Linked DNA regions of Homo sapiens: region 1 is linked to region 2. A link is an interaction called in ENCODE POLR2A ChIA-PET data of the cell type or tissue named here. Cell type or tissue: MCF 10A. All regions are shown on one strand. Each heading gives the region's core, and the rest is flanking DNA. Links, peaks and the distances in the headings are about the cores only. Region 1 has its middle 160 kb from the start of TMTC3. Region 2 has its middle 76 kb from the start of KITLG.

The links. ChIA-PET counts read pairs that join two places held together with the same protein. Peaks named below come from ENCODE experiments on the same cell type or tissue, not always from the same donor. Only the 100,000 strongest peaks of a DNase experiment are listed, where the experiment ranks them.
Region 1: POLR2A ChIA-PET joins it to region 2 with 5 read pairs; 1 of 35 experiments calls an interaction of 5 or more read pairs at or near these places.

The regions. Positions count from the first base shown.
Region 1 is chr12:88,297,965-88,314,297 of GRCh38, reverse strand. No RefSeq gene overlaps it. Among named protein-coding and RNA genes, the nearest start is that of TMTC3, 160 kb to the right of the region's middle. RefSeq lists a silencer at 6,489-6,689. In MCF 10A, for the core only: no CTCF peak of the experiment used is centred there; a DNase peak (open chromatin) is centred at 5,207.
Region 2 is chr12:88,648,655-88,664,987 of GRCh38, reverse strand. No RefSeq gene overlaps it. Among named protein-coding and RNA genes, the nearest start is that of KITLG, 76 kb to the right of the region's middle. In MCF 10A, for the core only: no CTCF peak of the experiment used is centred there; a DNase peak (open chromatin) is centred at 6,777.

The DNA of each region.
Region 1 (16,333 bases), core at 4,175-9,174, 350 kb after region 2:
CTGCTTCACAAAAAATGAATTTTAGATAGATCAAAGACTTAAATAGAATTTTTTTTAAAACTTTAATATACTTAATAATAAGGAAAATGTTTTATGACTTCAAGGCGGGGAAATATTTATTGAGGAAAGATTTTTAAGTGGCAATCATAAAAGAAAAGTTTGGTAAATTTGGCTATATTGAAATTAATAATTTATTTCAACAAAAAACTTATAAAGAGAGTAAAAAGACAACGAGATCTCAAAACAAGCAAAATAGTCCCCAGAATAAATAATTACATTTGCAGAAATATAATGATGGTATTGCATACACATATATATGTATGACTTTTTAAAATTATGGTAAAATATATATCACATAAAGTTTCTCATCTTAACCATTTTTAATCATCCCAGTTCAGTAATATTAAATACATTCATAGTGTTATGTAACCAATCTCTAGAATTCTTCTCATCTTGCAAAACTGAAACTCTATAACCCATTAAACAATTCTCCATTTCCCCTTCCCCCCAGTGCCTGGCAATCACCTTTCTACTTTCTATCTGTATGAATTTGACTACTTTAGGTACCTCATATGAGTAAAATTGTATAGTATTTGTGTTTTGGTGACTGGCTTATTTCACTCAGCATAATATACTCAAGGTTCATACATGAAGCATGTTTCATAATTTCCTTTCTTTAAAAAAGGCTGAATAATATTCCATTGTATGTATATGCCACATTTTTCAAATCCGTTCATCCATTGATGGACACTTGGGCTGCTTCCATCTTTTGGCTATTGTGAATAACGCTGCTATGAACATGTGTGTCCAAATATCTCTTCAAGAACTTGGTTTGAATTATTTTGGGCATATATCCAGAAGTGGAATTGCTGAATCATATGATAATTATATTTTTAATTTTTTGAGGAACTGCCATACTGTTCCCTATAGCAGCTGCCTAATTTTTTACATTCCCACCAACAGTGCACAAATCATCTAACTTCTTTAATTTGATTGACAACACTTGTTATTTTCCGGGATTTGTTTGTTTGTTTTTTGATAGTAGCCATCCTGATAGGCATGAGGTGATATCTCATTTTGTCTTTGATTTGCATTTCCCTAATGATTAGAGATGTTGAACATCTTTTCATATGCTTGTTGGTCATTTGTATAACTTCTCTAAAGAAATAGCTAATTAAGTTCTTTGCCCATTTTTTACCTGGATTGCTTTTTTGTTGCTGTCACATGAATGACTTTAAAATCTATAGAATTGAGCAAGATAAAAGATAAAATAGAAATGTATGCATTACAATTTTAATATAAAGTTTAAAGTAGCCCAATTTCAGTAATGTGTTGTTCTGAGATTACATTAACATGCAATAAATCTGTTTAAAAAAACAACAATAACAAACAAGGAAGTAACAGAATTCTTCTCTTGGTTACCTCTGGCAAGTGAGAGCGGAAAGTATGATTGAGAGGAGCACATCAGAGTTTCCATACTATTAACAGGGTCCTATTTCTTAATATTCACATTATTATTCTTTAATAATTCATATGTCTAATGTACAATTTATCACAAAAATAAAAACGAAATTTTAAAGGAAGAAAAGAAATGAGGGGGAAAGGCACTGGTGAATAGATTTGTGAATTCTTTGTTTAAAGCAAAAAATGTTTACAAAAAAATCTTATAACCAATGAAGTTGAGGTTATATAATAGATGTGTCTGTGTATACATACTGGTATGTGCAAGGTTCAGGCACACAAAATATACAATATAAATATAATTTGTGTCCAGACACAACAGGTGAGCCCACTTCAGCTTCAGTCTCTTTTGGGAGAGGTAAATATAGCATAACTTGTTTCTTTTCTGAGCCTTTATTTTTTCCATTTTTGCTTTTCATTTTTCTCTTCTAATCATAGCTGAGTAAAATGTCACAAATTTTAGTAAATGTTTTATTGTTATATCTATTGTTTTAATTAACTTACTCTAAAAATTATTGTTTTATTATTCTAAATATTATTGTTTAAATTAATAAATAGATGAAGGTGAAAAGAGCATCATAATAAAATTTTTTCATATCTACTTCACACAATCCTCACAAAAACTGTAATGTACGTTTAGCCAGTACTTTCCCATTTTTATGCAGAAACTCGTGAATGGAGTGCTCGAGAACACACATTTACAAAGTAGAGGCATAAGTATTAAACTTTTTATTTCTACACTAAATTACTCTTTCCACTTTAGTTATAATACTTTCCATATTTCAAAGCAAATTCTCAAAGTTTAGTGGTAAACACAGGCTAACAGAGAAACCTGAAGATAGGTTTATCTGACCCTGACCAGAACTCCTTTATTCATAGTATCTCTGTCAGGGAAAAGAACAAAATACTTACAGCATACAGCAAGTATGTATTATTGCCTCCTAATATTTAGAAAATTTCAGTGATGGTGATTTCTTTATAGTCTTGGACAAGTCCATGTAACCACCGTGCTGAAAACTACATATGTTTCTGAAGCTCTAGACTTATCTGCCTCACAGTTTTGTTCTAGGAATCATACATAGTGTTGGAGTTCTGATTTTTAAGATTTTTTTCCAATTTAGTAGGATGTATTTTATTTAATCTCAGTTATTATGCCATTATTATAAACTTTTATAATAATGTTTTCTGAAAGTAAAGATTTTGTTCAATTTTGTTTAAATTCCTAAAGAAACTAATTGTGTTTCTAATAAAAGTATTCGTTACAGTGAAAGGATCTACTTAATGCATTCAGAAAGTTTATTAATAGTCAAAATGCAAATATTTCAACTCATCCCTAGCAAATTCTATCAAAACTTTAAGGAACAGAGGTTTGATACTATTTTAAATATTTCAGATGATAGAGAAAGAAAGAAAAATTCTAAAATCTGCATAACAAAGAGTATGAAAAAAGAAAACTACAGTTCAAACACCATATCACTCCAAAACTTTTAAATAACATATTAGCAAATAGAACTCACCTGCCTATTAAAGGAATAATATTGTATAATAAAGGGGAATTAATTTCAGGGATAATAGAAAGATTTAATTTTAAGAAATCTATTAATATCATTTCCTTAATATTGGGTCAAAAGGAAAAATTTGAGTCATCTTCACCCAGGTCAAAAAGGCATTTGATAATCTGCCAACCATTACTGTTTTTTAAATGTTATTATAATAGGTCTTGCAGGAAATATTCTTGACCTTATGTTTAGCTATGTATCAAAATGAAAAGGCCATCATAACACTAAAATTCTGAAAACATTGTTATGAAATTCAGAAAAAGACGAAGGTCTCATTGCTGTGACATAGGTGACATGCAGGTCTTGGCCGCTTGTTTGGCCAGGCCTGACCTCAAAAGAACTATTTCCATAGTCTAATGGATCACTACCGCACCTGCGCAACCTCATGACTCTGTGGGTCAGATCATAACAAGTTGCATCATGACCTGATATCCCATGGGCCAGCGCACTCTCTGCTAGAGCCCAGCAGTGCGCCAAGAGTTGCTTTTTAAGTGTCCAACAGGCTCTGCTTGCAATGCCTCAGAAGGCATAGCCTTGCTCCAGAACCTTACTGAGCTGCTCTGCAAATCTCTTGTCTGGAAATGCCAGAGATTTCTCTATCCATTCTACTGACTACCTACAACCTGGTATGTGCATGTTGAAATCTAGAAAATTTTTTGAAAAAAAGTGATCAAAACTTATCCAAGTAAAAAACAACTAATATCATGAAAGAAAAGGAAGCAGTAGTCAAAAGTCATCTTCCAAAAAATGGCAAGTCCTGCTTCAATTAAAATTATTAAGTAGTCTATTTGTTTCAATGGTTTTCTAACTCTTCTTTTGGTATTCCTTTCTTTGCTTTTGGTCTCTTTATCAAGGCATCCACCCTTATACTCTCTATTTGCTCTCTTCTCCCATGTTTGCCTCATTTAGTCACTATCCCATTCTCCAAAATTACTCTCATACTTTCTTTTCAAAGTTTCAGGATGTTCACTTACGACTTGCAACATGTTCAACTGTGACACATGTACCAGCTGAAATTTGAGTCTGCCTCACACTCCCATGGGCATTCCAAGCATGAGAGCTACAACTCTTTCCTCTTCTCTCAAGAAACTATTTCAGGATGCAGAAGATGAAAAGGGATATTGGCCTAAAACATGAATTATCTCTAATTTTAAAGTATAATTATTACTAGCATTAGTAGCAGTATCACCAGTAACAAAGCTGTCACATACCTCTCAACTGGTGTAGTATGTCAGTTTGTGAAGGCAGTGCTGTTAATAGTGGTAAATTAGAGGAAGTAATTTTGATTAGGTCAATTCACCCTAAGGCCAAAATTACTGACACTCTTTCTGAGAAAACCTAAACTTTTCTTAAACCATTTTTATTTCTAAAGATTGAGTTGCAAATTTGAGTAGTTCCATGCAAAATGAATATACACTTTTGTTTATTTATATTTATGTGTCATACTCTTATCTCCCAATTTTAGACCATAATTTAATGTTAGATGGAAAAATAGTCAATTTTTTATTGGGACTGGTCATTTCGATTTGTCTCTAGGACCGTGGGAAGGAAATCAGTTTTTCCAGATGATGATTCATTTCCTTCTGCAGAACTCAAAAATAGCTGAGTGTTAGATAAAGATTGAAGGAGTTAAAGTAAATATTATACTCCAATGTCCTAAATATAAATATATACTAAAACACAAATAGAATCCTCTAATTAGGAAAAAGGAAGAGGAGAAAGAGAAGGAGGAGGGAAAGAAGGAAGGAAGGGAGAAAGTAAGGGAGGAAGGAGGGAAGGAAGAAAAGAAGGAAGGAAGAAAGGAAAGAAGGAAGGAAGGAAGGGTGATTTTATGGCAAGATATTGTGTCTCTAAGAAAACTATCAGCCCCTGGAGGAGGTCAGAAACTTGGATTTATATGACATTGCTTTTAAGTCTTCTGCAGTAATGGGTACATGGTAAATATTCAATAAATATATGTTGGTTGTTAGAAATAATTAGCCTGACAATATACAAGATATAAAGAAAATCTTTTTATTTTAGTTTGGAGGAATCAACCTATATAAGAAGAAAAAAATGTTTTGAAGCTATGACAAAGAAACAAAATGTACTTCTTACAAAATTCCATAAGCTATACAACAAAATATCATGTTCTTCCCATGAGATGATTTCACTTGATGTTGTATGTGCATCAGCACATTGTTATTCTGCCAAACTTACACAACTCATAGGTCAAACTATAAAGAGAAGACCTCCAGGAGCCAGAATAATTGATAAAAAGGAATGGTATTTGTGAGTCAGAGCATTGTCCTCTCTTTTCACTGATTATTTAACCTCTTGCCATGCATTACTTCCAAAATTAAGTGCCTGTAGAATTTATTGTACTTAAAATAGGTTTAAAAATGTAATGGGGAGTAAAGTAATGATCTCACAATTACTGATTTAGTCATCTCAATGGCTCTAAAATTCAAAGATTGTCCTTAAGAGGAGACTCAGAAAAATTGAGATGTATAAAGAATGTAGTTGACCAAGTTACATCAATGAAAATTTTTTTCATGTCTTTAGCTCTTAAATTAAGTATTATTCTTTCTGAAAAACCAGTTCAAAGAAATAAATTTGCAATGCAGCCACAGATAATTCATTCAATAAACATGTATGAATGCATCTTATGTGACAGGCATAGATACTAAGAAAAAGCAAAAATAGGGAGAAAAGACCCCTTCTCTCTGTAGAAAAGAATGGAGAGAAATGAATGGATTCTTTTATTCCACAAATACATATGAACATTTGCTATGTACTAAATTTATGATAGTTTCTGGGGATAAAGAAATAAAGAAGACAGATACAGACCCTGCCTAAAACTGCTCACACTCTAGTGGAGATTTAGAATATAAAGAAGTGATTACAGTATTAACAAACTTTAAGGCACAGGTATAAACAGGATGCTATAAAAAACAGCTGATTATTGAAACAGATACATTGCAATTCAAAATTAAGTAAAATAGAGATATGAATACGTGGTATGAGAGCATAAAGGGTTTCAAAATGCTGCCTGAAGATGTTAGAAAAGGCTTCCCTAAGAATGCAGCATTTGAGCTGGTGATGTGGTTAGGCTTTGTGTTCCCACCCAAATCTCATCGTGAATTGTAATGCCTGGGTGTTGAGGGAGAGACCTGGTGGGAAGTGACTGGATTATGGGGGTGGTTTCCCCCGTGCTGTTTTCATGATAGTGAGTGAATTCTCATGAGATCTGATGATTTTATAAATGGCAGTTTTTCCTGCACCCTCACACACGCTCTCTCTCTCTCCTACCACCATGTGAGAAAGGTCTTTGCTTCCCCTTTTATTTCCACCATGATTATAAGTTTCCTGAGGTCTCCCCAACCACGTGGAACTGTGAGCCAATTAAACTTCTTTTCTTTATAAATTACCCAGTGTTGTAATTATGTCTTTACAGCAGTGTGAGAATGGACTAATACAGCTGGAAATGGAAAAGTTGAGCAGAATATGTCTGATGAAAAAGTGCAGGTCGTAGTGGCAGAGGGAACATAGCAGAGGCCATAAATTTGTCAACACACCTGGCTTGGCCAAAAAACACCAAGACTTTTCTTGAGAAGAGCAGTAGGGTACATATCAAGGAATAGGATCATGACAGCATAATGAGAAATTCACTAGAGAATGTGAAAGACAATCTGGAGTAAGCCAAAAAAATTACATGTTTTCCTGAAGACAAGATACCAGAAAAACTTTTTAAGCAGAAGAATGTGATTAATTTTCTCTCTTTCTCTTTCTCTTTCTCTTTCTCTCTCTCTCTGTCGTGCATGTGTGCTCTCTCTCCCCTTTCCCTCTCTCCTCTTCTTCCTTTCTTCAAAATGAACTTACACTGCCATGAAGAAAGTGACCTGGACTAAAAAGAGACACTAATGAAGAATATCCAGTTAGGAAATAGTTGCTGAAGCTCAATTGAGCAACTATAAGCAATCTAGAAGAAAGCAGTGACAGTGGAAATGAAGAAATGGACAAAATTGAAAACCATTTCTTAGATAGAACTCATAGTGTTTAGTTACTAGATGGGTGAGTTTATATCATCCCTCTAGGATGGGAGGAGGATGGAATAACGGGGGCAAGTCATGCAACATAGAAGTCAGGAAGGCCCAGAAGATTTTCAGCTAGAAGCCTAGGCAACATCATTGACTTGGACAATTCAGGAGACAGAGTAGTTTTAGGAGCAAGAAAACTTAAATTCCAGGTATAGTCAGAGATTTCTTCAATTAAATAAATGAAAGAGGACATTTTAAATGGTTGATCGTCCAGTGCATGATGCAGTGAACAGAAAGTTCTTTCTTGCTCTAAGAGTGAAAGTGGTGTACACGTAAGCCTACAGTAAGAGAGTGAGGACGATGAAGGAGTTACTGCTTTCTCTGATAAGAAGAGGCATTGTTATCTGCTGAGTTTAGGGTGAGGTCAGGCTGAGGTTAAGGAAAGTAAATAGGTTTGGATTGGATTGGAGAGACTAATCAGAAGGAAAATTTACAAAATACAAGTGAAAGGTTTTCCATGGAGCTAAAGTCAAGATAAGATTAGAAATCTTAAATTTATAATTCCATGATGTTCTACTCTCTAAAAGCAAGATAGGAGAAAGCAAACAAGTTACTCTCAAAGGTGGAATTCAGTTCCTCGATAAAAAGCCACAGTTGGAAAGGGAGTTTGTAAAATTTTGGCATGAGCTACTAATACACAATAATATATGTACTAATATGTTTGAGAGTCAGAAATGTGTTTGATTTGATTGAACACATACGTATGAAAGATAACTGAGGTGCATTCTTGGCTGGAAGGAACCAGACAGATTAAATGAGCTATAGTGGTCATTAAAATATCATTAGTAACAGGTAGCAAACTGCTGTACTAGATCATCTTGTGCTGTTTTAGCCAGTCCAAAGTTACCTCAGTATATTTCTTTAAAGATACAAAGCAGCTTATGGTCTAATAGTTCATTATGTTTAAACCATTCTTTACTTTTCAACTGCAATGATAGTCTTAAAGAGGGTTCTGTTTTTAGTCATTCTTTAAATAAAAACACATAGAAGATTTTTATGGTGAACATGATTAGAAATCTAATGTACAACATAAGAACTGAAGATACTAAACTTGTATTAAGGATTTTTGTTAAATAATTAGGTTTTAGCTGCTTTATTTCTTTATTAAAAAAACTTCACTATGTGAGATTATAGATATGTTGATCTGCTTCGCTATAGTAGTAGCCATTTTACTACCAATATGTATCCCATAATAATTGTAAACCTCAAATATACACAATAAAATGTATTTTTAAAAATACATTCTGATTATGACTTCTGATTGAATGTAGCCAAAATTTTGTTACTCTTGATTCTTAATCAGCACCCTGAGTCGTAGCTAATATGATGTGTTCTTGCTGATCTTTGACCTCTTTGCTGACCTGGCTCCAATGAATATTAAATACAGATGGAAAATCTGTAATGAATAGCAGAACACACAGGCAGCTATTTTATTCCTTTGCCCTTTGACTCTTAAGGCCGAGAGAAGTGCCAACATAAATGTAGCAGAGCACAAATATTCACTGTTTGATATGCGCAGGCTTATCTTGTTAGCTATGTGTGACCTTTTTCTGAATGGCACAAAAGGAATTGCTTGAATTACTAGGGCAAAATATTCATGCTCAAGCTTGTCTAAGCACACGGATCTTCTTACATCATAAAAAATTATGTTTAGTTTTCTTTTGAAAGAGGATTCTCTCCTTTAAAAGGTGAAAAAAAAAATGTTCTGCCAACAAGAAGATTTCAGGTAATAATGCTCAAACCTGGAGGCCTAAAGTGGAGTTGCATAATACAGATATCGTATGAGATTTAACTTAATGAATCTATCTTTGCAGTCACCCAGATTCCAGATCACCTCTGTCTTGACTGTATGCTCTGTCTTACCTCAAATTTATACATAGAGTTTAGGGTTTAAAGTTAAAGGTTTTAAGATTTAAAGATTCATAGATTTTTAGAGGAGCTTTGTTTCAACCTTTAATGCCATACACATAATTTTACTATTCTTTTCTTGACTATTCTAGATGTTACTACAACTATCTTGGACTCACCTAGTACAAAAATACCATCTTTTATACTTACCTGGTAATTTTGGGACTTTAGAACACATTAATTCCATTTATTTTAGTAATACATAGAATTATTTTTCCCAATTCTTTATTTCTTCCCTGTGGTAGAACCATCCATAACCTTTGCCACATGGTATGGGAGTACCTCCATTAGAGCAAGTAGAATATATTTTCTAGCTTTATTGATATACAGCTGAGTCAAGCAAGCAACTTGCTTTGGCCAGTGGACATAATGTGAGCAGAAATTTTAAATGAGCCTGTGTGGTTTGGCTTTGCGTTGGTCAGGGTTATCTAGAGAAGTAGAATCAATAGGATTTATATAGATATAAAAAGTATATTTCTCATGGGAATTGCCTCACATAATTCTAAAGGCCAAGAAGTCTTGCCGTCTGCTGTCTGCAAGCTGGAGAACCAGGAAAGCTGGTGGTGTAACCCCCAGTCTGAGGCCAAGACCTGAGAAATGGGAGGGGGAAGAGAGAGGTACCTGTGTATGTTCTACAGTTTGATTGCCTGAGAACCAGGAGCTCTCAGATGTCCAAATACTAGAAAAGGCAAATACCCCAGCTCAAAAAAACAGTGAGCACACTTGCCCTTCCTCCTCCTTTTTTTTTTTTTCTATTAGGGTTTTCAGTTGATTGGCTGCTGCTCACCCACATTGGCTAGGGTGGATCTTCTTTACCCATTCTATTGGTCCAAATACTAATCTCTTCCAGAAACACTCTCACAGGTATACCAAAAAGTAATATTTTACCAGTTATATGGGCATCCCTTAGTCTAGTTTAGTTGACAGATAAAATTAACTACCACCAGCTTCTATACTTGCAATCCTGCTATTGTCATAACAACAGAATACCCCCAAGAAGACCACGGTCCAAATATAAGACATGTAGTGTATACTTGAAATCAAACTATAGCATCCAGCCAAGCCCAAATAAACTGAGACAAGGTTCGCCTCACCCACAAACCCATGAGTGTGACATATATATATATTTGAATATTTCTCCCTTGATATCCATGAGGGATTTGTTCCAGGACCCTCTATGGATACCAAAAGCCACAGATGCTCAAGTCCCACAGTTGTCCCTGTAGAACCAACACATAAAAGTCAGCCCTCTGTCAACCTTCAAAATTCATAGGTTCTGCATCCTGTGAACACTATATTTTTGATTTGTGGTTTAATCTTTGGATGCAGAACCCACAGATACAGAGGGCCAACTGTATATGTGATTATGAGCCACTAAGATTTGAGTTTGTTATGTAGTGTTATTATAATGATAGATGATTAGTAAATGCAAATATCAAAGTAAAATAGAAAAGGCTAATGGTGGGATTTGAGAGAGGAAATGAAGTTAACTCTCAGGGACTAAAACTAAGAGAAATGAAGATGAAGTTTTTCGTGGCTGAAGGTGAAATTCTCTCCAAGGGAAGAGTGTCATGAGCACTCGAGGGCAGAGAATTGGCCCCAACATAGAACCCCAGCTCCAAAGAAAAAGAAAACTTTGCCTCAGGAAGTGTGGAAGTCAGATTCTAGATTCATTGTGCCCACCTGGTGCCTGGAGCATGGAATCTGTTCCAAGATATGGTGGAGGTAATGACAACATTTACATCAGTGAGATCAAAATAGCAGCTGTGGAGGATCTACCACAGTGTGAAATGGAATTGGCAGCAGCAGGACCACCAGCTAAGACTTTTATTATAAAAGATAAAGATCAAGGTCTAGAAAGATTCTCTTGGCTCCTGCCATGCATGGCAGCATTGACAATTTAATTTGAGGTTATGGACTTGGAATAGTGTCTATGTGGGCTAATGACAATAGATTTCCCTTATGTTGTCTGAGTCTAACAATCCTAATACAAGGTAAGTAGATAAATTCTGTCACAAATTTAGACACAAGGGCTGCCAAGCATTCATTTCATTTAATTGACTCGATAAAATTAGACAAAGGCATAACAAATTGGTTGGGAGGGCAAACTCTAAATCAGATTTTCAAGATTTAAATACTGTTCTGCCATTCACTAGCCCTATGACCTTAGTTGCTAATTTTCTCTGTGCCTCAATTTCCTCCTCTATAAACTGCAAATAATTATAGTAACTTCCTCATGGAGTCAATATAATTGTTAAATCAGTTAGCACATGCATAAGACTTAGATCAATTTTGGCACTATGTAAAAATTAAATAAATTATTATTATCTGCTTTACCAAAGAGAGTTTATGAGATCTGTTTTCCTAAATTGAGAAGACCATAATGAAAGTAACAAGGCAGTAAGAACAAGGAGTAGATGTGGTTCTGTGATAAATTATCAATACTTTTGCCTTTGTGTGTGTTTGCATGAGTATGGGGGGTTGTGAGGAGAATATCTATCTTCTTTTCTTCTCCTGCCTGCAGCCCGGGAAAGGAGTAGACAAGAATGCCAAATCTCACATTGTGTGAGAAAGAGATAGATGATAGAATTACCTTGGTAATGCCTTGGCTTCTTAATGGGTGGCATGTTTTGCCTTTCCCTTTATTCTAACTTTGGGGGTTGGCTACTCTTATTAAACAGTTCAGATTTAATACATTCATTCTGGAATAAACATTACTAAATTTGGAAGGAGAGCAGTTTGAAACCAGTGGGAAGTACCAGAGAAAACTGAAAAATCCAGATTACCAGTGTTTGCTACAAAAGGACAAGAAAAAGAAAAGTACAAAACCAATGTTACTTCATGACATAATACTGATGTGTAATTATTTCTAATTGTATGCATGCTTAATCAAATACTCATGAGCAAAATGAGTTTCTATTAAGTATTTTAAAGGCATAAATAGACGAAAAATTTGTAACCAAGATCAAGTCTTGCAAGGAGCTAGGGAGTACCTGAGAGCTCCTAAGAACCAAAAACTGAAGGTAAACTAAATGTAAGCGGAAATGAGCAAATACATTATAACATTAAATGGAGTATGATGCGCCATTAAAATGATGCTGTAAATCTATGCTTTTTGAAATCTAAATATGTTTATGTATATGTATATGTTTAGAAGTTCTATGATTAAAGCAGTTGTAAAGTAGTTTTACAGTATTAAAGACTTTTAATTATTTAAATTAAAAGGAGAGAGCAAGAATGTATATGTCTTTATGTGTGTGTATGTCTATTAAAAATTTCAGAAATATACATCAGAGTGTTAATACTGGTCATTTTTGTATGATAGGATTAACAATAGTATTTTAAAATTGTTTATTTTTGTCATTATCTAATATTTTAAAAACATATGTTTATTATGTATTTGGGTGTAAAACCCATGAGGACATTTCAATTTTTTTAAGTTTGATTTAAAAAAATAAGCTTACCTATAACATTTAAATCTGCTTCTGAATTTGTTTGGATCATTCCTGAACAACAGTTGAAATAAGACCTATATAGATGACAAAGATTAGGGGGTAGAGTTTGTCATTGGCTTTTTAAATGTGCAAACTTGAATCAAATTAGACTTCTAGGAAAGATTATGATATGACTGCATGTTTACATAGCACACTAAACAAAATAATAAGAGCAACAGAAAATAATAAAGGAATCTTCATTCATAAGTAAATTAGTAAATCACCAAAATCCCTTACTAAAGAATCTGAAACATATTTACCAATTACAATAATACTTCCTCAAAATAAAAGGAAGGGGCTCAGCTTTGGCATATAGCTTCCCTAATTAAGAGTAAGATGCTGTTTGGGAAGAAAGTAAGGAATACTCCTAAAAATTCTTTACTTGGAGATAGGATCTTTTGCAATTTGAATGAGTTTCAGGAGTAATGTGGGTCACCATTTTGGATTTCTTAGACCATCAGCTCGGTGAGGTCAGGAACCATAATGTTTTTGTTAACAACTTTATCCCCAGTTTCTGGTACATAGTAAAGGCTGAATAAATATTTGTTGAATAAATGCCTGGAGTTGTTTCCCCTCCCACATAATGGCAAAAGTGGAAGGAGAAATGAAATGGCCATGTCATTTTAATTTAACCCAATCTAGTTTCACAACTAGTAAGAAACAACTGCTCAGCCACAAAGCAAAGTTAGCCAAACAGACATAAGTAAATATTTATCCATAAAACAAAACTATGAACCTAAGAGCACAACACTGATATGGGAACCTGCCAGGATGACCTGAACTAATCCCTCTAAAATGAAGGAGCAGCCAAACTCTGGGAGAGTTAAGGTTTGAAATTACTAAATCTCATGCTTTTAATCATTGTGTTAGGCTGCAATATTTTCTAAAGAAGACGAATTAATCTTCCCAATGACTAAATTACAATAACATACTTGTTGAAGGTAACATTTTACTAAAATACTGTTTTGCTCTTCTAAATGGCCCCAAATTAATCAGAATAACTTTTCTGATGCAAAATCCACAGGTTTAATAAAAAATTGGTGATACAGGTTACCTCTTAAGAGACCGTGAAATAGCTACTTGAGACAGTCAGGAAGTCAGTGTGGAACATTATAAAGATCTGAACCCAACTGTGTCTTATGCATTAAGCAGTCACAGAGTTCCACTGGGATTTAGAATGGACTCCGGATCTGATGACCTTGCCTTCCAAGAATATTTTTCCACATCTTAAATTCTATACTTGTTGTCAAGATCCAAGCTCATCAAAATTCATGACTCATTTAACAATAAAATCAATTCATTTGTCTTTATTTTATTACCTTATCTGTGTGGGAAAACTAAATTAGAGTCTTGTGTCAGCCAAGATCTTCAAGCAGAAGCCTATTTGATACGGACGTAGGGGATAAATAATAGTAGGTCTGGCCTACCTGTTAAACAACCAAAAATTACTCTAATGTAAGAAAGTTACATTGATTAGATTACTAAGATAACACTTACTAAGATTAGATTACTAAGACAACACATTACTAAGAAGTGAAAGGCTTGGAGCCATCATTCTACTTTGACAAAGGCTAGGGACAAAGGCTGTTCTGGGTCTTTGGCATCAGAAAGAAGCTCTTGGATGTTCTCTGAAGTATCAATATTAGCTATCCTAGCTTCAATTACCTTCATTCTCCATGTGGCTCTCTTCTAGTTTCAAATTTCCAAGAAAGAGAATTGGGTTGGTCCAACTTAAATTAGACATCTTTATCCTTGGTAAATCACCCTGGCAAGAGTTTCTTTGAGGCAGGAGGTGGTAGTGGCACAAACATAGCTATAGGGTAGAACTGTGAGCTGAGTCATTGCTCCAGTACATATTACTGCAGGGGGATGACCACGTGGTCAGTGCATGTGTTTGTGGGGGTAGAAGGAGATAGTGTTAAATTATTCTTGGAACGTGGCTTAACCACTGTTGGGTTTGCTCTATGACAAAATCAAGTGGCATAGTCATATCTGACTGATATGAATCAGCAAAATGGAAATGGGGCGAATTCTGCAGCCTTGACCTATGACTAGGTTTCAGTATTAGAGTTCTTTCCACCCTCTTTAAGCTCGTGTTGATAGAAACAGCCATCATATTTTCTTTGCTTCACATTTCTCAGGGTTACTTCATAAGAAGTGAGAGCTGATTTCCCATTGACTCATGCATTTCCATATTTAGCTCATTAGGTGCAGGAAGTCTACATCTTGTTGGTTCAATGTTTTCATTAGGAATTAGAAATTTTCAGCAATTACTTGCTGGACAATGCACAATCATATCTATATCTTTTACTCAAAATGGTATCTTCTGAACTTACATTCCAACATCTTGTAATTTTCAAATCTTTCCCATTTGTAAGGTGAAATGATCATAGTAATATACTTGTAAAACTTCCCTTATACATGAATATCAGAAAATATATGTGGCAAAGTGTTTTAGTTATCTATTGATTCATAATATTTTATTTCAGAATTGTCTCAAAAAACTCACACATTTATTATCTCATTCCATTTATTATCTCACTCTGTGGATCAGGAATGCAAGTACGCTTACATGAGGTTGTAGCGATGGTGTCAACTGACACTATGGTCGCATTTGAAGGCTCAGCTGAGAGGGGAAATATTTCCTAGCTCCCTCACATGGTTGTTGATAGGATTCAGTTTCTCATGGGGTATTGAACTGATGACCTCAGCTCTTTACTGGCTGTTGGCTAGAAGCCTCGCCTGTCCCTTGTTAAATGATTATCTTCTTAGGGAAGCTATGAAAAAAATCTCCATGCTAGTTGGCTTTTCTTAGAGTGAGCAAGTGAGAGAGCAAGAGGGTGCCAGGACAGAAGCCACAATGTCTTTTTATCCTAATCTTGTAAGTGACATCTCATCACTTACTTCTGCCACATTCTATTCATTAGAAGTGAGTCACTAAATTCAACCCACACTCAAAAGGAGGGGAACTCCAGGAAACAGAAATCATTGAGAGTTCTGTTAGAGGCTGCCAGCCACACCAGGGAACTGGAATTACAGGTATATTCTGACATTTAAGAAACAAAAGAAAATCATGAGATAAAGAATAATAAGGTAACAACATTCAAATCGAGGAGACTGAGAAAAAAAATGAAAGGAGTTTACTATTATGATTCTATTAACCAAGAAGAAAAGTAGTTTGATTAAAAAGACAGATTTTCATTGGCAAGCATGAAGAATTTCACATTTACATCAAATATTCACTTGGCCACAGATTTTTGTATTAATTTGAAGAGTGTGCTTAGCTGCCCTCTATAATGGGCAGCTTCCCAAAATGACTTGTGCTGATCAACAAAAAGAGTTAAGTAAATATACTGTCAATAAAGAGAAGCCTTGTAAAAGAAACTCAAAATGAAAAATACAAGGAAAATGTGAAAAAATTAACATTTTTAACAAAGCAAGTTTATAAGAAAGATACATAGGGAAAAAAGGCAACAATTTAATCAACTTACACTGTACAAAAGCAAAGTATTTTATTTCAAGAGATACTGGGCTTTTTCAGCTTTACAGGAAACTGGCCAATTATACCTCTTCATATGAAAAACAAAGATAACCAAGTCCCATGAAGATAAGCCTGGATAGACTGTATTTAGATACATTAACCTTCTTAATGAACTACAGACAGTCCCTGAATTAAATGATTTTTTTTTTTTTTACTTTATGGTGGTTCAAAAGCAATACACATTCAGGAGAAACTAGACTTCCAATACTTATACAACCATTCTGTTTTTCACTTTCAGTGAACTATTCAATAAATTACAGGAGATATTCAACACTTTATTAGAAAATAGGC
Region 2 (16,333 bases), core at 3,858-8,857:
CACACACACACACACACACACACATAAATTCATATTCCCTGAGGGGACCTAATTTGTTTAAAGAATTTGCAATTTGTGGGGACTTTCTGCTGAGTGACAAGAGCACGGGTTTCAAATCCTGGCTCTAATACTTACTAGCTATAGAGCCTCAGTAAAATGACTTACTATCTTTAAGCCTTAGTTTCTTCATTTATAAAATGGGAATATAATACAACCTTATAGAGATACTGGGCGAATTACATAATATGTAAAAAACCATTTAGACTGGTTATTGGCACATAATTACATAACAAGCATTCAATAAAATGGCACTATTTTTAAATTATCATTATTAATCTTTTCAATCAATTTGAATAGTGTTTACCTTACATTAACATGTAAGTTCTAATTGCGAATACTTATGTCTTAGTTTGGGTCCCTTCAAAGCAGCCCCAGGAACAAGAATTGCAGTGTAAGTTTATTTAGAGGATGATTTTAAGAAGCATTATTAGGAGAGTGAGAAACTGCGACAAAGTGGGGAAAAAGACAATGAAAGGTGCATTTTATAGCTGATTATTACTATGGGCAACTGAGGTCTATTCTGCAGAACTCTGAGAGACCATGTGGAGTTATCCACCCAACAAGTGAGGACGCTGAAGTATTTATCCTCCAATTCCTCTCTGATATTGGCTGAAGGGCACTCCAGAACCATGAACTTCCAAGCACTTCCAGCTCTCTCATGTTCCCACCTCTAGCCACAGCCCAACTCTCCAAAGCAGGACTCCACTGACGTGCACAAAAATTAGGTATACTGGAATGGTGAGTACATAGGAAGTATGGGAAGGGTTGAGAGTTTTTGAGGGTTTCTGCTATGAGTTAACAATTAGGGGATTTTGTTTCTAATACATATAACACTAAAACAAATGAGAAATGTGAGGAGAGACATGAAAAGGAGGAATCTTGAAACTGTCAGCAAAAGCACGTGTGAGTTTAAATAATCTGCAAACCCTGAGATATTCCTCAAATTAGTTTTAGTATATACAAGAAGTTGTTTTACTAATCCAGACTATGAATGGCATACCTTAAAAAATAATAAAATGACTGAAAGGAAAAAGTACATCTCTTCCTCAGAAATACTATCTTTAGGATAGATCACTGCTTAAAACCTCACTCAAGGAAGTAAGTAATACTACTGAAAATAATTTAACAATAGCATCTCCCAAATGGGAATGTGTGACTTACCTTTCCTATTCTTGTTTAATCATTGTTTAGTATACAGGAAGCACTAGGATAACCTAATTGAAAGGCTTATTTAATATGGAAGTTGAAAATCCTAAACAGCTACTTTTCACATCTTAAATCTTAAGAAATAAGTGTCACTCTTGTGCTCTTTTAATTCATATGCAAAATGTAAGTTTTCGTATGATAATTTTCACCTTTTATTTATAGAGAACCTGTAACTTTGTGAATAACAACCTACGTCTGCTTTGCCAGTTTTCTATAAATATAATAATAGTTGTAGTTAAAACCAGTGGTTACATTTTGAAAATACTTAACAATAAATAGGGGTGCCATTCACATGATAAAAGTACAGAGGAAAAAACTGCAATAAAAAAGCTGTAATCATGATCAATCTGCTGAATTCAACCCACAATTTCCAGTGTCAGAATTCTATATCCATATAGTTCATGATAATACTCATTTTGTTAAATTGCATACATTAAAAAAAAAACAGTGGTATGGCTGAATGAATAAGCAAAGGTCTACAATGACTGAGTTCAAATCATTTCCTGTATTTAAGGGAGTAGTGCTCAGGCTAAACAATGAGACAGTACTTTTGGAACACAGATAGCCTTCTCTTTAAAAGTATTTGAAGGAATTTAGTGACTCCAGAAACTTATATTACATAATATCTTTCTGTCTCAAATCTTGGATTTTGTTGTTCCCACATTGGCTTAATGTCAGTAACTTAGACACATTTGTCCTCTTATTTTCTTGTCTGTCTTAACTATTTTACAGAGGTTTTTTTTTTGTGCGTGAAGGCAAAATACAAGTGAACCCATTCATCAGTCTCTTTTTTAATAAAATTAAGTAAATCTTCACATTAAAGTTTATTGAATAAATACATAAGTAATGTTCATTTGAAGATCAAATTCTCTTTCAGTCTTCTTAATCTCTGACTTTTAAAACTGACTGGCTCAAGCAGACTGTTACCTGGTATTAACTGTTTTCTATATAGGACTTATCACTTAGCTATTATTCATCCAATATCTTAAGTTTCAGCTACTATTTTTCATTCCCCCAATATATTTTAGCATATACTATTCATCAGCTCCTGGCTCCAGCCACTGGGAATGCTGTAGTGAATATAATTTATATAGTAAAAGGGAATAAAACAAAGTTTGTCATGGAGCTTACACATTTATTAAATGCTTCAAGATCCCATGTAAGACCTAAGTTATAGATGAAGTTCCTGCAATTAAAATAGAATAATTTTACCTGGAAAAACGAATTATTTGACTTGCAAATGACAGAGAATAAACTTGAACATTCTGAAAAGAAAGGTAATTTCAAAGGTAAAGAAACCACATAATTTCTTGGTTATGCTGCTAATATTCATGACCTAAAAATAAATATTTGTTTAAGCACAAATTCTTAAAGTAACTCAAGAATAAATATGCATACAAGAATCATTCACTCTCTGTTTTGTAAAATCAGCATTTCTCTATTGTTTTCTCTTAGCATACAAAAATGCTCAGATGTTGTTTTCAATGTTAAAAAAATAATGATCAGGTGCTGTGGCTCATGCCTGTATTCCAGCACTTTGGGAGGCTAAGGCAGGAGGATTGCTTGAGCCCAGGAGTTTGACACAAGACCTGGCAATATAGTGAGACCGTGTCTGATATGGTGGGGCTGTGTCCTCACCCAAATCTCATCTTGAATTATAGTTCCCATAACCCCCACATATCTTGGGAGGGACCTGGTGGGTGGTAATTGAATCATGAAGGTGGTTTTCCCCATCCTGTTCTTGTGATAGTGAGTTAGCTCTCACGAGATGTGATGGTTTTATAAGCGGCTTACCCCATCGCTCAGTTCTCATGCTTCTCTCTCCTGCCACCATGTGAAGAAGGATGTGTCTGCTTCCCCTTCTGCCATGATTATAAGTTTTCTGAGGCCTCCCCAGCCATGTGGAACTCTGAGTAAATTAAACCTTATTCCTTTATAAATTGCTCAGTCTTGGGCAGTTCTTTATAGTAGCGTGAGAACGAACTAATACACCATCTCTACAAAAAATAAAAATAAATAAGCCAGGCATGGTGGCATGTGCCTGTAGTTCCAGCTACTCAGAAGGCTGAGGTGGGAGAATTGCTTGAACCCCAGTGGTCAAGGCTGCAGTAAGCCGTGGTTGCCCCATTGTATTCCAGCCTGGGTGACAGAGTGAGACTTTGCCTTAAAAAAAAAACCAAAAAACAAACAACAAACAAACCTCTCCATAGTCTACCTCTCTCTCATTCCATACTTCCCCTATTTTTATGTATATTTTGGAAAAGGAACCCCTCACTTTTCATCAGCTCTTCAGTGTGCTGCAGCCCTCCCTAGTGCGTGGCTCCTGACATAACAGCAAAGATAACATTTTTTTTCCTCCCATGGATAATTCAAAAATTCATTCAGAGTCATTTTCCTTTGCCCTTTAAGCAAATCCTTGCCCAATTCCTCAGCTTTTCTGCTTACTGTTAAATAATAGGTAGTCATGCTTTTAGTTTAAGTCTCAAACTCAGTCTCTACTCAATAATTAGAACGCCCTGTTTCAAGATACTGATCAAAACTTCAAATTTGATTTTAGAATTAATTGTTCTTTCTCCTATCTAGGGCCTGTTTCAGGCCTTCTTCCTCCCTACTTTGCCCCTAGGTTTCCAAAAGAATAGGAGAAGGAAGGTATTACTAGGAAAGAAGAGACCAAAGGACAATAAATATCATATTTGAACCTGAGGCATCTTAAATTGATTTGCACTCTCTGAACACACCCATATGGAAGCTGATTTTATGTGGCTCTTCAAAGATGCCTTTCACTGGGGACTTCTCTTCTGCAATTCCCACTATTCAGGCTGATATCTCTAAATTCAGAGTGGTTACTTGAATGATTACTTGATGAATACTCACCATTAGATCAAACGTCATGAAGACAGAGGCAATATCTCTTCTGCTAAAATTGTATTCCTAGTTTCCTGCACGGTGCTTGATAATAACCTCTTATTAAATATTAGTTGAATGAATAAGTGAAAGATGCCTCCATATTGTCAAATTCAATGTTCACTTTCTGATCTTAGCTAAATTAACCTTTGTAGCTCTCTTTACTTATTACTATTACTACATACCATTTTCTTTACCCATTCACTTGGCTTTAAGTAAGAAGTCCAGACTTCCAGCCCAAAACTTGCTCCTAAACTCCACACCCACATATTAATCTGCCTACAGAATATCTGCCATTTTACAGAAACCTCAAACTCTTCATGTCCCAATTTGAATCATTACATACATCACGTTTTCTCCAAGATCTATCCTAGTCCTAGATTTCCGTGATGTGAATGGCATCATTATATATTCAGCCTATCTGGTCAGAAATCTGGAAAAACAATCTAAACTACAACTTACTCATTCAAAACACACATACAAGTGGTTCTCCAGATCCTTTATTTTTGATCGAAAGCAGTTTTTAATCCATATCTTCTTCTACTTTCCAGAGTCTTATCTTAGGTCCCTATGAGTTTGCAATTCAAGTATCACTATAGCCTCCTTTTAACTGATAACCTCCACCTCTTCCAGTCTATTCCTTATGCTGCTGCTAGAGTGATCATTCTCAAATAGAAATTTAACTATGGAGTGAAATCCTTTCATTGCCACTTACAAGCCACTGACCTAAGTTAGGCTAGTCACTTACTTTATTTTTCCTTAGTTTCATCTCCTGTAAATTAGGTATGCTAATATTTCCTACCTATAGAGAAATTACAAGGATGAAAGAAGTTTATACAATTAAAGTGTTTACCACAATGCATGATTGATACATAGGAATATCATAGCATCATACATAAGTGCTTGATAAAAGTTAACCATTATTATTTTTCTTTCTATATCCATAAAGACTCTCAAATATTAATTAGTTGAATGAATGAGTGGACTAATGAATTAAAGTCCTGATGGTTCGTTTTTAGAAAATTATAAATGTTTAAAATACACCCAAACATTTCCTCAGACAGCAAAATGTTCCTGACCCCCTTCACAAATTAAAATAGAGTTTTGGCTGGGTGTGGTGGCTCATGCCTGTCATCCCAGCATTTTGGGAGGCCAAGGCGGGCGGATCACCTGAAGTCAAGAGTTCGAGATTAGCCTGGCCAACAGGGTGAAACCCAGTCTCTACTAAAAATATAAAAATTAGCTGGGCATGGTGGCAGGCGCCTATAATCCCAGCTACTCGGGAGGCTGAGGCAGGAGAATTACTTGAACCCAGGAGGCGGAGGTTGCGGTGAGCCAAGATCACGCCATTATTCTGCAACCTGAGTGACAAGAACAAAACACCCTCTCAAAAACAAAAATACTTTTTATGTTTTATAGAATCTAGTTATTCTTTTATGATATTTATAAAATAATATAATAGAATCCAGCTTTTCTCCTTAAAATTATTTATTGCATTTTATAAGAATATATGTGTTTTGTCCACATCTGTATCTCTTACTCAAATTTACTTGATGTCAGGCCATTACCATTACCAAACTTCAGATTGTAGAACTTAATGTTCTATAGTCTCAGTCATGGTGTTACCCATCTTAATTCTAGTATTTAGTAAGTATTCACTTTTCACTATTCAAACTTCCTTTCATTTATGCTTTATTAATCATAATGGGCCTATTTTAGGGCAACATGCCTCATATCTATTTTTAGAAGGAGGTAGGAAATAAAAAATGAGAAGGGAAAGTGGAATTGGTTAATGTTGGTTATAGTGAAAGTGTGAAACTCTACCATTTATAAGGCTTAGGAATAGATCACCAAGAATGTTGCCATGAATATAAATGCTATTACTAATAAAAGACATTTGTCTTATGTTTTACAAACATAAGTTGTTTCATATACCTTCTCTCATCTAATGCTGACAACAGCATCCAGGTAATTAATGCATAAATTTTGATCCACATTTTACATATGAACCAACTGTAGCTCAGAAATGGCATGACTTTCTAAAGGTTTCACAGTCACTCAATTGGTCAAGCTGTAACTCAGATATAGATCAGCTTTGCCAAGTCCATTGCTCTTTATAGGATACCACTGTGATTCCATCATAAAGGTAACTCTGTGTTCAATTAAAAAAAAAAAAACACTTAACTAAACCAGGAATGGGTTTTTAAACTGCTGTCCATAAGTGTTCCTCCCACATTGGCCTTCCTAAGTGTTGAGATTACAGGCGTGAGCCACCAAGCCCAGCAGAATGGATTTTTAATTGTGATTTATTTTAGGGGAATAAATAACAGGATCTGCTTAACACATTAAATACCAGAAAGAATGAGTTACATGTACCTTTGAGCTTATTCATGCTACATCGAGATGATAAAACAAGCATTTCTGAAATTGATTGATAGTTTTTTTTTTACTTCTATATTTTATCAGATGCAGATATAATATTTTATCTAGTGCTTGGCAAGTGATAATGTATAAAGCAGATCATTGTTTAATTATAATGAAAGCTGAAGTAAACAGCATGAGTGATTTCTAAAAATCTAACCACTGACAACCACACCCTTTGGCAACTCTCCTAGGTCTCACAAGAAGACAATGGAGTAGATTGTGTTAAGCAAAAATTAAAAAAAAAAAAAGCATTAAGCTGTATGCCAAGACAGGGTAAAAGATGGAATCCAGATTTAAACTAATGAATAAAAGAGTCTTAAACTTACATAAGGAATCCTTCTTTTGTTTATTTTTGTTTGTTTTGCTCACATTCAACATTTTACCATGTTTTGTGATTACCATGTGTAAGGAACTATTCTAAACAGAAAAAAAACTTTCAATTAAGTCCAATTTAATATTTTTAAAAGTATAAACTTGGAGTCATATAGATCTAAGTTTTAATCCCACCTGCTAATTGTTACTAGTACATATGAGAATAAGAACAAACTACTTAAACTTTTTGATGACTGGGCATAGTGGTTCACACCTGTAATCCCAGTTGAGGATTGTCTGGTTACCTTTGGGAGGCTGAGGTGGGTGGATTGCTTGAGCCCAGGAGTTCCAGACCAGCCTGGGCAACATGGTAAAACCATGTCTCTACAAATATACAAAAATTAGCTAGGTGTGGTGGCACATGTCTGTGGTCCCAGCTACTCAGAAGGCTGATATGAGAGGATCACTTGGGCCCATTATTAGGTCAAGGCTGCAGTGAGCTGAGATCATGCCACTGCATTCCAGGCTGGGCAACAGAGTGAGACCCTGTCTCAAACAAACAAAAAACAAAAATACCTTTTTAATAGCATTACAAAAAAGCTACTATCAGGATTAAATAAGATACCATATTCATTTATCTATTCATTCATTGGAGCCTACTTTGGATCAGACACTGTTCAAAGCACCTAATATACATTAGCATGCAAAACAAAATCCCTGTCTCCATAGTTTCCATTCTAGTAGGTATGAGATAAGAAAGTGCTATCCTGTGTATCATTTTGTGCAAGCAAGAGATACACAAAAACACTGAATTTTCCAATAGGATGTGTGTGGATTAAGCCTTTAATGATTAAGAATTGAGGTCAGTAGCTACCTCGGAAAGTGTAATAATGATGTCTTGAAAATAAGAGTAGTGGTTGAAAGTGTGTTTAAGATGAGTCCCATTCAGTCAAGTAACTGCTTATTCATTTATATTTACTGAATGTCTGGGAAAACACAACCAAATAACAAGAGATGACCCACAGAATGATTAAATAAATTGCTGAGGTTTGATCAGTTCTTCTGGTCTTCTATATGAGCTAAGGGACTCTATTTGAAGAGAATGAAAATTAGTAAATAATTGCCATCAATTTAGTACATTTACTCCTTTATCTGAATGTGAATCAAGCTATTTCCAGAAATGTGTTACCATGTTTCCATCTCTGAATGTACTCATCCACATACTACTGAGGAGTAGCTCTCTTTATATGTTATAAAGAAACAAGAGCCAGCATTTGGCAGCTACATGAAGATATGAAGAAAACAAATATATAAAATATAAAATATATTATATAAATATATATAATAAAAATATATAAATATACAAAATATAAAAATTATGTAACTATCAAGAATCTTGGGCTGTTTGTCTATGGCAGGTTTATTTTTATATTTCTACAGAGGAATTAAGAGACAAGGATAAGAACTCTGGTAACCTCAGTATTGTATGTGTGGTTGTAGCTAATATCCCTGACAGAAGATAAGGAAAATTACAAGTTTAACCACAAAATAGAGATATAAAATAGAAAAGAAAATTTCTGCCATTAACTTAGAACCCACAATCAAAGCATAAGAAACAAGAATCTGTGGTGTGCGGGTCCCTCACATTAACCAAATTAAAGCATGGTGGGTGTAGTAATCATCTTAAAAACTGATTTTAATTGTTGCAATTAACACACCCAATTTGTATTATTATTAAACATTTTAAACATGTCCAAATTTGAATCAGTTTTATTTTGGCTGATTAGATTGTTCTGTATCCAGCTGTAAACCTAAAGAGTAAACCAAGTAAAAGGAATATGTGAGATCAAGAAAACAGGGTATAGAAAAAAGAAAGAGGCAACTAGACTATCTAAGGTGATGGGGAAATATCACAGGATGGCGGTTTAGTAGCTGACCTAGCGAGCAACACATCTGATATGAGCAGCAGGACAGAGGGTTCCAAAATTGATGTGTCTAAGAAAAATGCATTAATAAAATACCACTTTGTTCATTAGTTTGAATGAGATGATTTATAGTTATAACAGAGAGCCTGGAAGTCATTGGGCAAGAGGTATAAGAGAAAGTAAACAATTAGAAATAAGAGACAATTACTAAATCAATGAGAAATAAAAGTTGTACCAGAAATAAATGTAATCATAGTATACAATATGGCTTACCTGTGGAGTGTTTACTTAGCAATAGACCTTTGACTAGGACCTACACTGTTGATGCTCCTGGTTTTCACACCTTCAGACTCAGACTGGAATTAACACCACCCTTTCCTGGGTCTACAGCTTGCACACAGCAGATTATGCAATTTTTCTACCTCCATAATACTGTGAGAAATGCCCCATAGTAAATCTCTTTCTGTATATGTATATATATATATATATATATATATATATATACACACACACACACACACACACATACACACACACACAGGATATAAATATATATATATAGGATATATACATTATCGGATATATATATATCAGATATATATATAGGATATATACATAGGATATATATATTGGATATATATATACACAGGATATATATATCTATCAGATAAGGTAGGATATATATAGGATATATATAGAGGATATATATATAGAGGATATATACAGAGGATATATATATAGAGAGGATATATATAGAGAGGATATATATATAAATATATAGAGAGGATATATATAGAGGATATATATATAGATGATATATTTAGAGGATATATATATATAGGATATATATAGAGGATATACTTAGGGTGTGTGTATATATATATACATATATATAGGGTATATATATAGAGGATATATATATCTCTCTCTCCTATTGTTTCTGTTTCTCTGGAAAACCTTGACTAATATAAACGCTAAGAAAGGAAAGAAACAATATGAGAAGTTAAAAAAGTTTATTGTCTCAGAACCAGCAAAAAGTTTAGACAACTCCATTTTATCCTTCCCTCAAGCCTTCCACTATCCCAAAATTATATGTGATCCCAACCTAAAATTGACTCTGTTCTCTCACTACCCCAAGTTCTAATAGTCCACTAGGCAAACTTACTTCCACCAGACATACATACACTTATACGTAAATCGGTGCAATGGAAGACCTTAAAAGGAAGGTGTGTGAGAGTCTTCTCTAAGGTGTAAGTCATTGATGACCTTCCTGAAGGTGAGATCAAGGTAACCAGACAAGTCTTCAAAGGTATCAGGTATCTGCCACCCTCACATTCTTTCCTTAACTGCTTAAAAATGTCTAAAAATATTTGACATTCACAGGCACTATAAATATGATTAATAAAAATCCTTCTGCACAACTATTACTGAAACACCAGGAATTCCGTCTAGGTCCTGCTGCTTGCCACACGGAAAGCCAGTCACTGAGACAACACGTATTGCCAAGGAAGAAGGCTTTACTTGGATGCTGCAGCTGAGAAGATGGGAGCTCAGTCTGAAATCCAGCTCCCTAACCAACCAAACCTAGGGTTTATATAGCAGGGAATAAATGTAACAATGTATAAGAAAACAAACTAGGGAGGGGCAAGGAAGCAATCATGATGAATGAGGGGGCTGGTATCTCACATTCTGGATGTGGTGATTTGGTGAATATCAGTTCTTTGAAACTTGGGGTCCTTTCCTGAGGAAGGAACTCAGATAAAACAAATTAGGTTTCAAGTCTTAAGACCAGAAATATCAATTTCTCATTTATTTATTTATTTAGAGACAGGGTCTCACTCTGTCACCCAGGCTGAAGTGCAGTGGCACAACCTTGGCTCACTGCAACTGCCACCTCCAGGGTTCAAGTGATTCTTGTGCCACAGACTCCAGAGTAGCTGGGATTGCAGGCACAGAAGGATCAATTTCTATGTTTATACATTTAAAAAAACCTATCTATGGGGCCACTGGCTCAGTTTCACTTCTGCCTTTCTATTTAACAATTCCTCAATCATGGAGAATCTGGTCATCCATATTTCTGGCTGCTTCATGCTGAGGAGGGGAGTCCTGGGTAGCTCCATGCTATAGGTGATTTCATGGCCACCCAGGAATCAAAGGAATCTAATACTATAGCTTTCTTCTGAAACAGTATTTCTCTCTCTAGTCTCCCACTTCCACCAAAGGCAAATCATACCAGGCCCAATCTACCTGCAAAATAATCCTCAGTCCCATCTCCTCGGCTGCAAAAGCTGATTAAAGCCTTCTTCCCTGACAATACTTGTTGTCTCAGTAATTGGCTTTTTACGTGGTGAGCAGCAGGACCAAGACTGAACCCCTGGTATTTTGGTAAAACGACTACATGCCAAAAAAAAGCATTAATACAATGAAACCCTTAAAAATTCCTTATCTTTATAGTTTATCCTAATAAGCAATAATAGTAGTAACCCAGATGAATTTGTATAAGAGAAACTATGATTTGTATTCAAAGAGTGGTAAAAATACCCCTAAAACATTCTATTCCTCTTGAAAGTATTTTTATTTTCAATTGTCTCCACTTATTTTTATCCCATTTTACAAAGTTCTTATAAAATTACAAAAGTATTTTGTTTTGTCAAGTCCAAAGACAAAATTTAAACTTTGTAATTTCACACAGGCTTGATAGCAACTTTGGGCATTTAGAAGTCAATGCAGCAAATGTCTTGTTTTCTGGAATTTGTTTTTCAGTTTCTCACTTTTTAAATAGCTGTGATATTTTCTATTCTTACATGAGATTTGGCTTTCATTGAAAGATGCAATTATAGAATCTGAAAGGATTCAAAGGCCACTTCTCAAATTCCAAATTTATTAAGATATGACATAAAATGTTTATATCTGAGATAACACTTTTAAAGTAATTAAAAATATATCCATCAATCCCTCTCCTGAACCAAAAGAGAGTACTGATAAGAATGAATTTCCACAACTAGTATTAAAATAAAAAATGCTGATAATACTATAAAGAAATTCTCTAGGTATACCTCTCAAGCCTCATAAAGGTAGAAAATACTCATTTATTTGTTAACTTATAACCTCTTTATTGAAAATACTTATTGTCTGCACTGTTCCCAGTGGGCAATAAATATTTTTCTTTTCTCTCTCTTCTTTTTCTCCTCTCTCTCTCCCTCTCCCTCTCTTTGGTTATCTCTTTCTCTCTCTAAATTAGCCAGTGTAGGTTAGTAGCATTCTTATACTCCAACAACACTATTTTAAACTCTGCTGTTTTTATTTACATCATTTCAGAAATATTTTGCTATTCAGTCTGAGTATCTATTGAGCATGTACTTATAATGACCATTTTAGTATATACAGGAAATTTTACTGTGCTGGTGGAGCACAATTATTAAAATGTTCCCTGAATGTTGGCTTTTTATTGTTTTGTTCGTTGTTTCTGTTTTTTCTCCTTTAGATATTACTACATCAAAGAAAAGACATATCTTTAAAACATCTTTCTGTGGTGATCCTAAACAGGGAATAATCTTTCATCCTTAGAACTTCCATCTTTAGACGGTCTACCTCTGGCATTGGACGTGACCTTGAGCAACTTCCTTTTAGTTCCTAGATTCTATACTTTTGTCCTGACTTTCAAATATACTACTACCCATGTATTACTGTAGCTATTTCCATCAGAGTTAGCTTCCTAAGGAATGGTAAAATGGAATGGGGCTTTGTTGCATGTGAAGAGGCATGGGGTGTAGAACAGGAATAAGTAAGAAGAAGGCACTAAGCACTTGCACATTTATTTTTTCTGGGGAGGAAAAACTATAGAATGAGAGAAAGTTGACATAAAAACAACTGAGAACAATGATAGAGATAAGGAATCTATTGACAGCCACATAAACAGACATGTATTCCAAATCAAATTTTGATCATATCAACTTGCAAAAAATGAATATGTCATAACATGGCCAACACTGATTTTTAGTATCTTAAGTATTCATTTATTTCTCTGAATGTCTGTTTAGCTGTGATAATTTAGATCACTCAGAGAGACAGTTAAAGTGAATATGTAAGCTATATTAGGGTTTAGTTCAGCCACCACTGAAAAACATAATCCTCATCTCTTATTTTAACTCCATTCATTTAAAGTGCTATATATTTTTCAGTAAATTTTCAAAGAGCAGTTTCTGAAGGAAATATGCCTTTGGAGATCAATCACTGACAAATATAATTTGTTTCAGTAGATTCCCAATGCTCAAGCTGCTCCTATATTATCTGTGGATTAAAAAAAAAGTTACTTAAATTAAGCTACTTTAATTGTACTTTGGAAAATCAAGATTTTAAATAAAGCTCAAGGGTTTTTTATGTAATAAATATTTATTCATATAGTGTGGAAAGATGCTTCTTTATAAATTAATTTAGTCTTAGTAATAAGAATCTTCATCCTCAGTGGAAAGAGGATCTATAGAGAAAGCATCAATGGGCTAATGAAAAATACCTAAGGCTACCTTCCTGTCATCGCTCAAAATCATTTTTGCTGAGATAGCTTGGTGGTATACCAAGGCCCAACACTGGTGACCATCTACTCATTAAATGACTGACTTCCTTCTCACAATCCCGCAATCACTTTCTTCTTTGCTTTTGGAGTGGCACGAATCTACCTTCTTGAACTACACATAGTATGGCAAATAACATGATACAGTAAAACATGCACTTGAGGCCTAGTTCCAAAACCTATCACCTACACCATCTCCTAAACTACTTAGACTCTCTAAACTTTAGGACCTTAATCTATGAAATGGAGTCTTAATGCTTATTTAATAGGGTTCTTGTAGGACTAGGTGAAATGACTTAGCAAACAGGTACTCCATAATATTAGTTATCTTCCTGTATATTCTAAGGAAATAACTTTTGTTCAAGACAGAAAGAAAGGATAGACAACCACCTAAAACAGGGATGGCTAACTTTGTATGTAGCAGCCCAAACAGTAAGGTATTTTTGGTTTTGTGGACCCCATAGCCTCTGTTACAACTATTCTCCTCTACTGTTGTAGCAGGAAAGTGGCCATAGACAATATGTAAACAAGTGATTTGGTTCAGGAGTCATAGTTTGCCAATCCCCATTCTGAAGAATCAACATTTAAATGAAAAGATTGTTCAGCATTGAAAAAGATCCAAGGAAAGCAAGAAAGACAGGAATCTGTAGACAGTGGGGTGAATCATAAACCAGCATTGCTTCACATGGCTCTTCTGCTTTCCTAATTGGTTTTGCTCCATGCTCAGCTCATCTCTTCCTTCTCATATCCCTCATGGAACTCATGTTCTGTGCTGTCACACTAAGGTAATACTAGTCTATATTATAACAAAATCCAATACTCCAAAGTGTAAGCAGAGACTCCCAGCAGAGAAAGACCTTGATTAAGATGAGGCTGGTTGCTTCTTGCGAGAATATTTTCATCCTAAACTCTTCCCTAGTCATATTTAAGAGGGCTTGGTGTTTAGTGTTAATAAAAGAATGGGAAGCTTTTTAGACACTACTTATATCCTGGCTTTTGTTGTTCCACAATTTTTTCACTTGATAAACCTCTTAGCTTCCTGTGAATATGGCAAAGATCTCAAAACCAGGAACTATGTCACATAATTGTTTTATTATTTTATTACTTTTTTAACCAAGAAGTTGTATACAACAACATAGAGATGGATTGGGACTGGAGGTTATATAATCAATAAACAAAGCTTACAAATATTTAGGAAGTTTTTTGATATATTTAAAAAAGCTTTTTCTTTACCAAAATTTCCCAGTAAAATAATCTTTGGGATGAGAAGACACTGAACTTTTATGTGACCTCAAAAACACATATGTTTTATATTTTTATTCCCAAACTTGTAGGTCTGAAAAGAATATTCAAATTTCATTCTTATTTTATGACCCATAAAACATATTATGATTCAGCTGGCTGCAACAGAGAGCATTAGAATACAGGATATTGTTTTATTTTATTTTCCCTTATTTTATTTCTTTGTGAAACATGTTGGCTGTTAGAGGAATCAAATGCAATGATGTGGACTTGGTAGCAATGGGGTCTAAATCATTGGTCTTCTAAGCGGAGTGGGATAGTTGTATGTTAGACAATGCCAAGATGACCTACTGAAGGTCATACTGTAATTATAGAAAATAATTACAATTTTTACTTATATTCACTTTTAATGGAAACAGCTAAGAAGGAAGTGAAGGTTTACTGATATACACTTGAACCGGTGTTGTCACTTGCTATATGTATCAGACACACTAGTAAGGGATCCTATTCTGAAACAAGGCCCTTCATTCACTTGTTAATTTTCAGCATGTTGCAGTTTAAGTAAGCTCAGTGATTGTATTTACCAATTAAATTACCCAGATTTAGCTAAAAGTAACTTTACAAAATAAACAAATGGTTTTAAAAGATTCTAGCAAGTACATTATAAATTGAGAATATTGCTGCTAATGCAAGCCCAGGCAAACTACAAAAAGAATGGCAGAGCTGACTCTTTGCTACTCCTAGAACAAGCTGTTCAGTAATAATACGAGACTAAAGGCAAGGACACCCTAATCTAATTTGACAAGAAGTCTGCCAACAAAATTCAAATTATCAAGAAGAGTATTTTAAACAATGGATTTATAGCCACAGTTGTTAACAAAGAAACTTTTTCCATATGTATTTCATGCTTTAAGAAATAACATAAATTCATCACTACTGATAATACATTTTAAAATGTGGTTTACACACTTTATCCTGACCTTTGAAAATGTCAGTTTTTTAATGCCATTTACATAACACTTTAGTAAAAGATTATGCATATATAATTTATAAATATGTTCCCCAAGATACACATATAAGGATTTGCATTTAAAAATGTTCGACTAGAGGCCAGGTGTGGTAGCTCACACCTGTAATCCCATACTTTGAGAGGCTGAGGCAGGTGGCTTGCTTGAGTTCAGGAGTTCAAGACCAGCCTGAGCAACATGGTGAAACTCTGTCTCTACTAAAAACACAAAAACTAGCTGGGCTTAGTGATGTGTATCTGTAGTTCCAGCTACTCGGGAGACTGAAGTGGGAGGATTGCCTGAGCCTGGGAGGTTGATGCTGCAGTGAGCTGTGATCGTACCACTGCTCTCCAGCCTGGGCAACAGAGTGAGACCTTGTCTTTTTTTGTTTTTGTTTTTGTTTTTGTTTTTTTAAGGCAGCAGGCTGCAGTGAGCTATAATCATCCCATGGTACTCCACCCTGGGCAACAGAGCAAGACACTGTTTCTAAGAAAATAAATAAATAAATAAATAAATAAATAAATAAATAAAATATTCTACTAGTAGGAGGGAGTATGCAGTCAGAAAAGTTTGTAGAAGAAACATTGAAATAAACAGCTCAAATAATAAGTGAAATTGCATGAAACAGATTAATTTTATTCTATGTGTATCTTGTCAACAGTGGAAGTATACTTAATTACTGC